Linked DNA regions of Mus musculus: region 2 is linked to region 1. A link is a loop called in an ENCODE intact Hi-C map of the cell type or tissue named here. Cell type or tissue: gastrocnemius. All regions are shown on one strand.

The links. Peaks named below come from ENCODE experiments on the same cell type or tissue, not always from the same donor. Only the 100,000 strongest peaks of a DNase experiment are listed, where the experiment ranks them.
Region 2: it touches region 1 in a loop (3-fold over the local background); 6 of 42 quality-filtered maps call a loop at or near these places.

The regions. Positions count from the first base shown.
Region 1 is chr6:84,268,184-84,270,683 of GRCm38, forward strand. No RefSeq gene overlaps it. Among named protein-coding and RNA genes, the nearest start is that of Gm10445, 150 kb to the right of the region's middle. In gastrocnemius, a CTCF peak has its summit at 1,042 (motif pointing left); no DNase peak of the experiment used is centred here; H3K27ac peaks cover 1,446 bases.
Region 2 is chr6:84,094,212-84,096,711 of GRCm38, forward strand. All of the region lies in intron 17 of Dysf (dysferlin), which reads left to right. Among named protein-coding and RNA genes, the nearest start is that of Dysf, 76 kb to the left of the region's middle. In gastrocnemius, CTCF peaks have their summits at 990 and 1,855 (motif pointing right); DNase peaks (open chromatin) are centred at 533, 987 and 1,870.

The sequences.
Region 1 (2,500 bases):
CCAGATGCTGACCTATTGAAGGGATGGGAAGAGTTGAAGAAGTGAGGGGTGAATGGCCAGAGGAATGAATGGAGCCATGAATCAGTCTTGCCTTGGTGACAGCCCTTGGCACACGCAGGGATGTGTGCTGAGACCGCTTCTCTGCTCTGAACTCTGCCCTACTTTCGTGGCCTCCTTTTTGGCCTCCAAAGCCAAGGGCCTTAAATATGGATGACTAAGAGACACTCCATGAATGGGATGATGTGTAATCTTCACCGCCTTGTCTCTTTGGAGTGCTTTTTCTATGCCCCACCACCCTGAGCATTTCAGGCCCCAGGTGAGGGTAGGAGCACCGGGTGACATGAGTTCCTAAGGTCCTGGTTTGGGGGTATGGGAGCCATAAGTGCACGTTCCTGCTGGGTTTTCTTATACTCTGTAATCACAGGAACTCAGCATTGAGACAGATTTGCAAAGCCTCCTGAGACCTCTTTGAGTCAACGTCTTCACAAAGCTGAGATCTTCAGAGACAAGGCCCTAAATCCACAATCCTCAGGGCTGGGGGACAAGGTAGACCCAGGATTTTAGATTCCTAGGGCCTAGTCCAGCACTCACTAGTGATCCCTCCCTCTCTGGCTGTTACTTTACCCTTGTCTCTCTTGTCAGTGTCCCACAGACTTTTTCTCATTCAGCTGATGCTGCCCCCCTCCCCCCTCCCCATGGCGCCTCTTCCCATTGCCCGACAGATTTGTCACCTCTCTTTGTGGGTGATGCTCTGCCTTGTTCTTGGCAGGGAGCAAACGACCCCAAGTCCAGGGAGGACAGCTAGCTCTAGGTTGCAGAATCTCAGGGTTTAGAATTAACTTGAGCCTGACTTGGAGCGGAAGTCACTGCATTGTGCTGGACCTACAAGCTTTGCCACCCAAATTCTCAGAACCAAATGGGATCCCCTTGAGGAAGACTTTCAGGAAGTGGTCCACACCCTAGGAAGGCTCAGGATGGTGATGGCTGAGAACAGATGGGGGGCAGAGGAGGGGCCCTATGAACTGGGGTGGAGCGCCACCACGTGGACTTGGGGAGTGGAACTCCTCACCCCTGTGGATCTCCAGTAAATAGGGCAGAGAATGTTCAGGCTGGCTCTTGGGTCTTGGGGTGGAGGCCTTAGTCCTATTTTCCATAGGCCCCATATGGACTTCACTCCCTTGAACAGTCTTCATCAAGAGGTTCTCAACACACCTTTGCCTCAGACCATGCTGTAGGTTGAGTGTTCAGGTTGCCACTTTATTCTCATTGAAACAGCATTAAGACTCAGGATGGGGGTCAAGTCCTGGGGTAGTGTCATTACACATATTACTGTGGAACTGTTCTTCTGCCAGATGGAGAGTTGTCAATGTCCCCACATCATACACCCCCAGTGCCTGGTACAGGAAGGACTGAGCCTGGAACACAACGTCACTGGATGCCTGCACCTCAAACTTGGACTATCTTGCCTCCAGACAGAAGGAGATTCTGTCCTCTATAAATGATCCATTCTCATGCGTTCTGCAAGAGTAACAGAAAACAGAGCAAAACTCCTGAGCCCACACCCTGGAGATGGACAGTGCCTACTGAGAGGTCAGACCAGCGTCCCAACCGCTCCTCCCAGCCTGTCAGGCAGAGTACAATTATTTGAATGCAGTCAGCAGCAGCAGTGACAAGGTGAACAGGACTCTTGAGTCGGAGTCACAGGACCTCTGCTCATGACAAGCCTACAGATTCAAGACATTAATCCATAAGATCTGTCCAGCCATCATGCTGGGCTGGCGCTACAGGGACCCTCTTGTCTCTGCCTTAGAGCCAGAGCCTGGCAAATCATGTAGCCTCTGGGGACTAAACTTGGGGCTCATGTTTACAGCAGTAGCACTTACCCACCCCGACTAAACCATTTCCCCAGACCAAGACTCTTGGGTTTTAGACACATTTCCTGTCTCTTCCTGTCTTCTTGCTGTTTTCCAGATGGTTCCTAGCTCCAAACTTTCACTACAGTTCAGATTCTTACTGCTTCTGTTTTGTCTTGCCCATGACATCCTTCCTACCAACTTTCTGCCTGCATCTCAGCCTTCATCCCCTGGACAACTCCTTCTTCATCCTCCGGAACTCACTCCTCTAGCAAACATTGACAACTGCAGGACAAGGTACCAAGCACGTATCGGGGGCTTGTAAGGGAAAGTACACAATGATCAGGTGCTGGTAGGAATTTAACTGATTCAGGCTCAGTTCCACGTATAACCAACCCTCTACACCCAATTCACTTACAACCTTGGGCAAACCACCTCCCCCTTTCTGGCCTTAACTTTTTAATCTGTCCGATGAGGCGTCTGGGCCAGTGGGGGGCTCTGACACAGCCTGGGTGGCAGCAGAGCCAAGGTTCAAGGTCACGGCCCCACGTTCTCCCACTGGCTTGCTTTACTCTCCCCAGCCGGGAGGAACATCCTGAACAGCGTTAAGAATAATAAACATGGGCTGATAAACATCAATAGGCCTG
Region 2 (2,500 bases), 170 kb before region 1:
CCAATCAAACCCGCTTCTTTCTGCCTTGAGCTCCCTGATGATTTGATTCAGCCTGGAGTTTTGTTTTTGTGATCTTGTTTTTGTCCCCAGTAAGGACAAGACCTAACACGAACCTCTTAAGCACTTCTGCCCGCAGTTTGCCTAGCCTGAAGTTTGAAGTACTCTTTGGACCCTGTGCACCAACGTATGAAGGGAAGACTTTGTTGTTATTATTATTATTATTATTTTTAAAGGAGTATGCCCTCTTAGATGTGGCTATTCTTTTGAAAGGCAGTAAGCTCACGGGACCTGTGATACTTGCAGGCATCTTTGACGCCGCCACCCCTATGGACAGTGTGCTCCAGAACGGCACTGGGAAAACCAAAGTTGTCTTTGGATTTTGGATGACAGTGAATTTCCCAGTAGTCTCCCCTTTTCCCTCTTGCCTGGACCAGGCGGGTGTCAGGCAGCCAAAGCCGTGGGCTTGGGGCTCTGCCGAGCCTTGGGAGCTGGCAAGACTGACTGAAGGCAATGGCTTGGCTTCTCCAGGGTACACGCGTGTCCCCAGGGACCGCCTGCTGAGCTGTGACTTGTGGCTGGCAGCCTGTTCTGTCCCTTCCAGTTCTTCCAGGTGAGGAAACTGGGCTTCACTCTCACAGTAAAAAGCTAGGCGTGTTCATTTGGGACTTGGGGCTTCCTTGGACCCAACTCTCCAGGCTCAGGGAAAACACAGCGAAACACTTGTGTTTTGGCAGAAAGACGACCAGGACTAAATAGCGGCTTTGTGTTGGTGGCTTCTTTGCTCTCCCGCCCTTGACTTTATGAGCTGTCTGCAGACACAGGGGCGAGAACCTGGGGTGAACCTCAACATCGGAGACCTGTGACCTGTTCTCAAGTTGGGAAGCACTGGCCCAAGACGTCAGCAAGGCTGAGCCAATGCCCACAGTCCTATCTGCTTATGGCTCCTAAATCTACAAACGAACAAGGAGGCCTGTGCAGTTCCAGCCACCACCAGTAGGTGGCTAGCTTGCCGGTGGGACTGGTAGATAACTATCACTGACTGGCTACCAGGATAAAAGCCAGTCTCTAGCAAGAACACAGGGGTCCCATCTCTGACTCTGCTTTCATTAGTCCAAGATAACAGGCTCCTCCCGCTAAAGCATCATTTGGGATGAGATTAAAGTAGACTCTGGGGACCACAGCTGTGCCTGTGTATGTCACTCTTCCAGGCTGAGAACTCTCCTATGCCAGGGCCCAGCTCAGTTCCTGTAGATAAGAAAATCTTCACAAGATACACACTCTGCCACACTGATTCTTGCCACTAACCTTGGGGGCCGAGACCTGGCTGCAGAAATCAGAAGGCCAGCTCAGGACCTTGCCCTCTTTAGGTCTCTGGCTTCAGTTCTCCATCCCTGCTTTTACCTCTAGACCACCATATATTTGTGCTTTACACTCCTTTCTGTGAGCCTTCCAGAGCCGTCCAACCTGGGTTCTCTGGGCCACAATGGATGAAGAATTGTCCTAGGACACATTAAATCCAAGATGTCCAAGCCACATCCTGAGAGTTATAAGAGAGTACACATACTTATTTTGAGTGACACTGGAGCATGACAGGCCATTATCGGCTACATGTGACTGTTCGTTGGATATCCTCTGGCAGTTCCTAGCAACTGTCATGAATCTGTGGGAATATAAAACGGTTAGAATATTCTTATTACATTTATTTTAATGGCTGTGCATGGACATGCTCCTGTGCATATGCTATCATTTGTCTCTTATCTTCACCTGAAGTGGCTGGTGGTAGGAGCCAGACCCAGGCGGTTCACGTTGAGAAAATAATATGTTGCTGTCTGTGGCAATACTAGAAATAACCACTAGGTGGAGATGTTGTGCCTTAAATGGCCTTGGCTCAGTGTGCTGGGCCCAAGTGTCAGTTTCATGCTTGGGTTTGGAGCCCAGGGTATTCTCTTGTCCACAATGGCTCTTTAGCGTTTCCCTTTTCACGTTTCTTTCTCTGCACCATTCCTCCTAATCTACCTGTATATAATGAAGAAAAAGCACGTTTTCTCCTGTGCGTTGTTTCTTGAGTATATTGGATGGAGGTTCAGGTCACAGAGGTGCGGAGGGCTGCCTGGTTGGAGTTGGGGGGGGGCAGGGTGTGTGCTTTCCTTTGTTGTACATTCACAGAGCCCGTCCCCCAGCTCTCCATCCAGACTCCTGTTCATGTAACCATTCTCCACCCAGCCACACCCATCCTAACTCCTCTTCCATTTCTTTATGCTTCAGAGGAGCCTGCAGGTGTACTCAAGAGTCCACAAGCCACTGACCGTACGTTGCTGTCACCTAGGGATCCACGAGGGGATGGGACATTGGGGTTTTTGCTGGAGGGGAATTTTCTGACTTGCATGAAGGGGACTGAGTCACAGTCAGGTCTCTGAGTTGACCGCTGGCAAGTCGCAGCCACTGGGTAACTGATATGAATTACGTGGGATGCTTTAAGGCCAGTTTCCTTTACATCTCC